Linked DNA regions of Homo sapiens: region 1 is linked to region 2. Evidence: read pairs that join two places in POLR2A ChIA-PET (ENCODE). Cell type or tissue: GM12878. All regions are shown on one strand. Each heading gives the region's core, and the rest is flanking DNA. Links, peaks and the distances in the headings are about the cores only. Region 1 overlaps DENND1A (DENN domain containing 1A). Region 2 overlaps NR6A1 (nuclear receptor subfamily 6 group A member 1).

What was found. Peaks named below come from ENCODE experiments on the same cell type or tissue, not always from the same donor. Only the 100,000 strongest peaks of a DNase experiment are listed, where the experiment ranks them.
Region 1: POLR2A ChIA-PET joins it to region 2 with 5 read pairs; 1 of 35 experiments calls an interaction of 5 or more read pairs at or near these places.

The regions. Positions count from the first base shown.
Region 1 is chr9:123,677,416-123,681,808 of GRCh38, reverse strand. The region is part of intron 5 of DENND1A (DENN domain containing 1A); the gene reads left to right. Among named protein-coding and RNA genes, the nearest start is that of MIR7150, 190 kb to the right of the region's middle. RefSeq lists an enhancer at 2,209-2,288. In GM12878, for the core only: no CTCF peak of the experiment used is centred there; a DNase peak (open chromatin) is centred at 2,278; H3K27ac peaks cover 1,966 bases.
Region 2 is chr9:124,762,838-124,767,230 of GRCh38, reverse strand. The region is part of intron 1 of NR6A1 (nuclear receptor subfamily 6 group A member 1); the gene reads left to right. LOC124900274 (a long non-coding RNA gene) reads left to right here. Exons shown (of 2, transcript XR_007061773.1): 1 at 1-4,393. Among named protein-coding and RNA genes, the nearest start is that of NR6A1, 6.3 kb to the left of the region's middle. In GM12878, for the core only: a CTCF peak has its summit at 2,228; no DNase peak of the experiment used is centred there; H3K27ac peaks cover 1,285 bases.

The sequences.
Region 1 (4,393 bases), core at 226-4,225, 1.1 Mb after region 2:
ACTAAGTGTGCTCATTATAATTGGGATATCTCTGCTTCCAGGCCTTCTCAGTGACTAAAACTAGGGAAGGTATGTATGTACATAGATTTGTATTTCTATTTATTTTATCTGTCTCTACTTTCCTACCTGTCTACTGAACATCATGATGCCCCACAGTTACATTCAGTTCCAGTTTGACACCGTGGGGTTCATTCTCATTCTTTCCCTAACTGGATTTGTAACTCTCTTCTGATAGTAAGATACCTGGTTCCCATTATATATTTACCAGCTTGGTCAGTCTTGATCTGTTCCTTGTTTGTAACCAGTGGCCCTCTGCTGCAGCCCCCTTCCTACACAGCGCCACCCTCCTCACCCTGTTTTTACAGTAGCATGTGCTACTGTTTGAACTGTGGCACCTTAGGCAGAGCTGCTGCTGCCCCTTCCTATCACGGACAGCATTCTCAACCACATGGACTCTGCCTCGCCTCCCTCCCCTCCCCCGACCCCCACTTTGGTGGAAGCCCTCCCACCCCTCAGGCTCTGACATCCCACATTGAACTGCCTTCCAGATGTTCTTTGTACTCTTCTGGGTTCTAATACCATTGCTGGTCAGGCCCTCCACTCCACATAGATGCTGTCTTTATCCCATGCCAGGTCTAACCCCTCCTTGCCCCCTTGAGTCATGAAACTCCAAGTCAGGCCTCCCCCATGAGACTCCCTCCTCATCCTGCTCAGACGCTGACTTTCCCTTACTAGGCCCCTCACTCTGCTTGGGCCCCAGCACACTATGCCCAATGACCCCTCAGTGGGACACCCTTCTCCTCCCACTTGGACTCTAACACCAGGTTGCCCCTTCGGGAGGACAGCTTCCTCCCCTCACCTGAGTCTGATGTCCTGCTGTGGACCAGCATTCTCCCAGGTGGTTGCTGCCTTCCTCGACTTGGTCAGCCTCTCCCACCATCCCTGTCCCCTGCTCTCTTCCATACCTACCTTGCCTGGTCCCATCTCATAGCTTTGAACTGAACTAGTAGAAAGAGGTGTCGGAGAGCTCTTAAAATTTTTTAATGGTTTTCTGTTTTAATACTTAAAGAAGTGGAATCCCTTTATATTCACGCTGAACTTACACAAGGCCAGTCATCCACGTGTACACAAACTCACCAGTTGGAGTGATTATCATCCCAAGTGGAGTGAGATTAGAAAAGGCAGTCCTCTGCTCTCAGTTCAGCTCAAGAGCCAGCAGCTCACCCGGTCGACAGATTTAGATGCAGGATGCTGTCATTCAGCCTGACCCCACAACTCAGGTTAACTACTTTGTGTTTACACAGACCATGTCCGCCATATTTGGAGGTAATTTAAGGGCTTTTTCAGGGTGATTTTGACTATGGGCTGTTGCTGCCATAAGTGCTGTCTTTAGAACCTGCCCTTGCCCTCCTTACAAGGGCCGGTGGGACCCCGGATCGGGAAGGCAGTGGGTGGAGGAAACTTCTCAAGTTTAAAACTTATTACCTCATATGAAACACAAGCCTCTCCATTTGACTCTCAGGCCTGGGAGTGAGGGTAGAGCCTGGGACAGAGTTACCTGAGCCACAGTGGGTGAGAAGGGAGAGAAGCCTGGATCCAGGCAGGTGCCTGGGGAGCAGGCTGTTCCTTTTCGCTTTTCTCTGTCTTCTGATTGGGTCATGATGATGCTCCATGATCATCTTCTACATCAGTCCGAAAGCCTAAACTAAATAAAGCACTTGGGAAGGACTTCCAGCTCCTTCCACCCAAACTGTTACTCTGTTGTGGGTGTGTCTCTTTCTGATGAGGACCATAGCTTTCTTGAGTGCAGGAGGACCCTTTGTGCCACAGCCTTGGACAGAGCCCACCATAGTCCCAACTGTGGTACTCCGCAGTGGGGACTCAAGCCGTCACACAAAGGCAGCAGGCAGAGGCGGACCACGGATGGTCGCACCCCGTTAGATGTCCAAGGTGGTGCAGTGTACTAGAGTGTTTGTTTCTGTCTTTGGACTGGGAAGGATTGTTTATTCAATGATGACAGACACACGCAGACTGGAGTGCAGGGTCCCTGCAGCCTCACCTGCAGCCTAGCAGGCCGCGCAAGCTGTTGTGGCGGCTCTAATGAAGCAGGACAGGAAACGCCGCTGGATAGAGCTCCGCTGTGAACCCTGGCCTCCCAACAGGGGAAAACAGGGGCCCTTTGAAGAAGAAGACAGCTGGGTTTCGGTTTCAAAACCTTAACACTGCCATCACTAGATATTCATCTGTGAGTGTACAGGGGACAACATGTGGGGAACAGTTGTGTCCGGTCAGGCCAAAGGGAGAAAGAAATGGCTGATTTCCAGGGTAACTGCAAAACTTCTTGTGGCCAGTGGTTCTGCTTAGCATAGCCAAAAAGAATTGACTTGGTGAGGCTGAGGCTGAGGCTGAGGCTGAGTGTGAGAACCAGGGTGCCATCTATAGTAGGCTAGGAGCTCCTTCCCACGTCACCTCCTTCATCCTCACAGCAGGTGACAACTTGGAGGCTGGAGCTTCTGTGCCCAAGCCACATTGGTCAGTTGAACCTACTCATCCAAAACTACTTCGATGGATTCTGTAGTCCTAAACTGTCAGAGCACCCAGCCTGCCCCATATCACTTCACCAAATATTTCTAAAATGATTCAGTTTTTCTCTTGTTTACTTGAAGTCACAGTTTTCTTGCAAGATTCTACTTCCCCTTCTTGCCTTTTCCCCCCTGCCTCCTGACTTTCAGTGGCTGGATTTAACTAGTGGTATTTTGCTTTCAGGAAAAAAAAAATTTGTAATCCTTGGTCAAATTTGTTTACTGAGTCGTCTAATCTGTGCAAGAGTTTTCTTCTGAGGGGATTTCTCGTTCATACTATAATGGCTTTTAACTCGGCCGAGGTTTATTTAACAGAATAGGAAAGGAGAAACTTATCTGCTCCCTAATCCCTCTTGAATGTTTACATTACTCTGCCAAAGTAAATGCTGTGCAAAGTGGCAGCAGTCATTTGCTATGTAATAGTCAATATGCAGCTGCCAGGGCTGATTGAAACATATTAACATAAGTGATAATACTGTCATAGAAGTGAAAAGTTAAGTTGCTTATCAGTATATTTTGATAAGCTACTTAAATTTTACAGTAGCATGTGCTGGCTTTAGACAGACGTTAATGACAGAGGACTGTGCACTTTATCTGTTCTCTTTGTTGCCTCTCACTTCATTTATTACCCTCAGTGGCGCAGCCGGTAATCTGTACAGGGTGCTGATTCCCCTCTCCCTGGCAGGATATCACATCTGTGCGCTACCTCGTGTCCATATCTGTCGGTATTGGACTCTGTTAGCACAGCAGGGCAGACATGACCAGGCCGGCAAGCGCTTGGTACAACCTTCTTCTCGCTTGCTGTTAGATGTAGCTTTGGAAAATTTCCTTCTAGAGAACAAAGCCGTTGAAAGTAAGTGGCAAAACTGCTTGGGGGTGTGGATACTTTTCAACAATTCCATAGGATGCGTGCACCCTTGCCGTCAGTCTTTGTCTGGCTTTATTTGCTCAGTAAACGCTGAGCACTGACGGTGTGCCAGGTGCCATTCTTGGCACCGGAAAGACAAAGTGAAGAAAGATAGGCCCCTTCCTCTCTGTTTGCATGTGGTCTGTTGAGAAAACAGACATGCCATTGAGGACTGCATCATGTGGGGAATGTTCTGAGAGCAGCATTCTCATGACCAGGGCAGCACAGAAAAGAGAGAATTAGGGCACATGAAGTGGGGATGGGGAGGGGGTGAGGGACAGTTAGGAGGATGAGTAGAAATCAGCTAGACTAGACCCACAGAGGTCTGGGAGAAAAGGGCCCAGTGTATGTAAGCCCAGGCAGGCTCAAAGATACCAGGACGTTCCGGAGTGAGAGGAGTGAGGGGAGCATATCTATGAGGAAGTAGACAGAGGACAACCAGAAAAGTGGGCAAGGGCCTGGCAGTGAAGAGCCCCAGAAGTCCATCCTAACAAATGTGGACTGGATCCTGGAGTGACGGACATCATTGCAGCAATTAAGTACAATGTGCGATGGAGATTTGCATTTTAGAAAAACCATTCTAAGAGCCGTGGCCAGGTGGCTCACGCCTATAATCCCAGCAGTTTGGGAGGCCGAGGCAGGCAGATAACCTGAGTTCAGGAGTTCGAGACCAGCCTGGCCAGTATGGTGAAACCCCGTCTCTATTAAAAATACAAAAATTAGCCAGGCATGGTGGCGCACACCTGTAGTCCCAGCTACTCAGAAGGCTGAGGCAGGAGAATCACTTGAACCAGGGAGGCAGGGGTTGCAGTGAGCCGAGATCATGCCACTGCACTCCGGCCTGGGTGACAGAGTGAGACTCCATCTCAAAACAAACAAACAAACAAACAAAAAACAAGCCACA
Region 2 (4,393 bases), core at 288-4,287:
AATAACTGCTGGTAAATTTCCAAAAATATGTCCAAATCATGCATTTCCATATTTTATTTAGAATTTTCTGGTTTCTCATTCCCTACTTTTTTCCTAGGGTTTTGGGGCAAAGGTGGAAAATAGAGTTTAGATTAAAATACCACATTTTAGAATAGTAGAGGATGGTAGGTAGAAATGCCAACTGTTGCTGTAACATTGGTAGAGGAAGTTTCTTATACCACCCCTAGTGTTTGTTGTGCAAGTTGGCTTTAAATTGCTAATGATGCTTGCATGTTTTGGAGCTTGGAGCTGTGTTTCATTTGTGTTAGTGGGAAGATTTACCACTTCATTTTTATAATTGGGTAGATATTATTTATTGGTTATGTTGAAAAATTGGTTTGTTAATGAATTGTGTTCAGATGGCAACTTCTAGCTTAAGAATTGCATAAAGCCAGGATAGATTCTCCCACATTAGGAGACTTCATTGTCAGCAAATTCATCGAGATCTTTGGGGCTGGTCATAATCTTTGCTTCTTAAGTTTATTTTTGATTTATAGCCAAATTAATGACACTTTTCTGTTCAGTATTTTTCCATGCATAATAATTAAGTTGAAAGTGACACTTGAGAAGATGTGTTTTAGAGTAAATTTTACATTGTTGGGTCAGTCTGTTTTTTTTAAGTAGGACAGTAAAAGTGCCTTATTTCATGTGTAAAAACAGATTCTAGTCATGTGGGAAAAAGGTCAGAATTAGAAAAATCAAAGTTCTGAATCAACAGATAAACACGCTTGTATTTCAATAAAGAATAAATGTGCTTGAAACAGTTTTTAACAGAAGGTAGCTATCTAATCTGCCCACATAAGTAGTGATCTGATATACCCAACTCTTTGTAATACTTTGAGAGCATTTCCAAAACCAATTAAGTTGTGAAGGAAAATGTTTTTCACACTTCTGCATTAAGATCAACCTTAACTTTTTAATTAAAGTTTTTTCCTGGCTCAGGTAATTTCTTAAGGGTTTATGGATGCCTTCGATAACTAGGGTTCAGAAATACCAGAATTATTAAAAATGAGCAAGAAAGTGGTTTGGTACTGAGCAGGTAATTCTTTCTTGGGTATTGAGCTTTTTAGAGCTTAAGTTTCAGATTCAGCTGAGCTTAAATTTAAAAAACGTCTCTAGATGTAACTTTGATATACAGTATTTCTAGAATCCAGCCCAGTCTTTTGTTCATTGATTGTTTTCCAACATGGCTTGTCTTTAAGAAAAAGACAAGGGTGTTAGACTGTAACACCCTTAGTAAGTAATAGAAAATCAGAAGAAAACCACTGTGAGATGTCTAACCTGTTTTTCAGTATGGCGGAGAAATAGCCACAGGAAAAAGAGGAGAGCATCATTTGAAAGAATAAAACATTTCCTACGGTATTTCGTTCTTCATTCTTTGTTACCTGCTATTAAACAGCAGCCTTTGTAGAAAAGCTTCTCAAAAAAACCCAGAGTTTTTTCAGTGGTTACAGTTATTTAAATAAGACTTTACTAGTGTAACCCGGTAATTCTAATTAACAGTGATTTAGTTTGGGAGCGGACCAGGATTTCCTCAGCCGGCTGCTGGGGAGCTGAATTGCTTTTTTCCCCACCCCCAGCTGCACCAAATCTTTTGATCCCCAAGCTACAGTGGTTGTCATTTGAGAAAGCAAACTGAGAGAAAATACGTTGTGAAAATAGCCTACTTTGAAACTTCATTTGCATTTTGGAATTTTTGTTCTTAAAAAAATTATAGGAATAATTGAACTCCCAAATTTTTATCTTGACAGAAGCAAACTGGCCAAATTCTTACGTCTAAATAGAAAATTCCTGGATTTCCTAAAATTTTTTTGCTTTAAAAATTTCGGGGGCTGTTTTAATATTGACAGTCACGATTTCAAAAGAGAAATGATTCTAATTATAAATTCACAGGAGGGCTTCAAGTGTTCTGAGTTTCTTTAAGGAGTGTGTGTTTGGGACAAATAAAGTTATGCAATGGAGTAGTTTTCATTCAGGGTAGTTTGTGGTTTCTCCATCAGCATTATATAATCTCAAATACAGAATCACGGATTCTTACGTCTTATACTAAATAAACCATACAATTCGTTACATTAAGAATTAACTTTAAAAAAGTGTCTTTAAATGATGAGGCCTTTGGATTCTAATTGTAAACTCTACACCCTTCAATTTGTTTACACCAGAGAAGCTATTCAAGCATAAACCACAGATGGCAGTAGCAGTATATTTTTCTGTTTCTGGACTGATTCTTGCCTTTAAGTTGGTGTCAGTTCTATGGGCCCTGCTGATAAGTCAGCTGGCAGGTGTAATGTTTCTAAAACCAATTCCCTGGGCAGCAACATGTAATGTATTCAGGGAAACAAATCCAGGCATTTGATTTGAAGATATACTCTGTGGGTGGTTTGACCCAGAATAGTGACTTTGCACTCACTGCCCAAGTGAGAAATTATTTTAAAAATTTGGTAATAGTGATTAAGGGAGTTGTTAGAGTAATAGCTATAGCACATTGGAATTGTAGTGGTATTATTAGCAGAGAATGTATCTAACAGATATTTGCTTGAACAACTATTTGCATTGTAAACAATTTATAACTCATTAAAAATATACTCAAGATTCATATTTTGAGAGAGAAATGCACAACTAAATTCTTCATGTGAAAAAGATGGATAATCTTCCCAGCTTTTTATTTCCAGTTCCTCCTTACATTTCATAGAATCATGGATTTTTAGATCTGTGTATAAGAGCATTTTGGAGGTCTAAGAGTGGGTTCTGCTTGCTCTTCCAACCCATCATTGTAATGCCCAAATTTCTGTATTCTCTATTTTCTTCTAAAACACTGATGAAAAAAAGAGATGATTGATTAGATTTCCTGTGATATTTTATCTATGATGTTTCCTTCAGGTGTAATCCCATAGTTTAGAGCTCAGGAAACATTTTAGTAACAAATCTACCGCAAAATGAAGCATAGACTGAATCAGTGAAGGGAATAGCTTAACCAGATAGTTTTTTCTTTTCTTTTTTTTTTTTTTGTGATGGAGTCTCACTCTGTTGCCCAGGCTGGAGTGCAGCGGTGCGATCTCTGCTCACTGCAACCTCAGCTTCCTGGGTTCAAGCGATTCTCCTGCCTCAGCCTCCTGAGTAGCTGGGATTACAGGCATCCACCACCATGCCCAGCTAATTTTTGTGTTTTTAGTAGAGACAGGGTTTCACCATGTTGGCCAGGCTGGTTTCGAACTCCTGACCTCAAGTGATCCACGTGCCTCAGTCTCCCAAAGTACTGGGATTACAGACATGAGCCACCGCGCCTGGCAGTTTTCATTTTTAAAACTAGTTTTATTAATTCAAGTCCCCATTTCAATCATGAAGCTGTATGAAGCTGTATCACCTTGGAAGAATTAAAAATTCAGTCTTTTAATTCCTTATGCTCCACTGGATCAGATGCAATGTTCTTTTTATTATGGCTAATTCCAGTTTATCTAATTTAGTCTTTCTGTCACGAAAGAAAAGCTAGAAGACAGAACACTTCTGTGTAGCCTTATGTACTTTATCCCCCTTCCTCATCCCTTGCTTTTTAAAATTTATAAACAAATAATGAAGTAGTACTCAATTGTATTTTCTGTCATTCTTTGACCATTCATTACTATTGTTTGTTTCAAACTTAATCTCTTCCCATTTATTGAGTCCTTAAATTTATTTATGGTTGCATCCAAACCAGTGATTTTCAAAGTGTGGTCTGCAAACCTCTGGGGGTCCTTGAGACCCTTTCAGGATGTTCTTAAATATATTTTAATCGTAATGCTAAGACATCATTTGCCTTTTTTACTGTATTGACATTTACACTGATTTTGCAGAAACAATAGTGAGTAAAAACTGTTGGTCCCTTACCAGAAATCAAGGCACAAACTGTATTAGTAGTCATTATATTCTTCACTTCCATGCACTTGTATTTTTCAAAAAGACTTTTCCACTTAATGTCATCCTTGATGAAGCAGTAAAAATGATGATTAAATCTTGACCCTTGAGTACATGTACTTTTGATATTCTGTGTGACAAAATGGAAAAGTACATGCCAAGCACTTCTGGTGCAAACTAAAATGGTTGTTTTAAGACAAAGTGCTTGTGTGATTATGTTGTGATCTGAGCCAGCTACTTTTGTTCATGGAATACTTGAAATAATTAAACTATACTTGATTCAGCCTTGGGCATTTGGCAGACTATTTTTTTCTTAAACGAACAGTGAGTCTGTCATATCAAGGAAAACTGACAGTATTGGTTGCCAGTAAATAAAATTTGAGCTTTCAAGCAACAATTAGTTTTGGAAAACTTGTACTTGCCACTAAGAGCTTGACAGCTTCCCAATGATTAATGTCTTCTG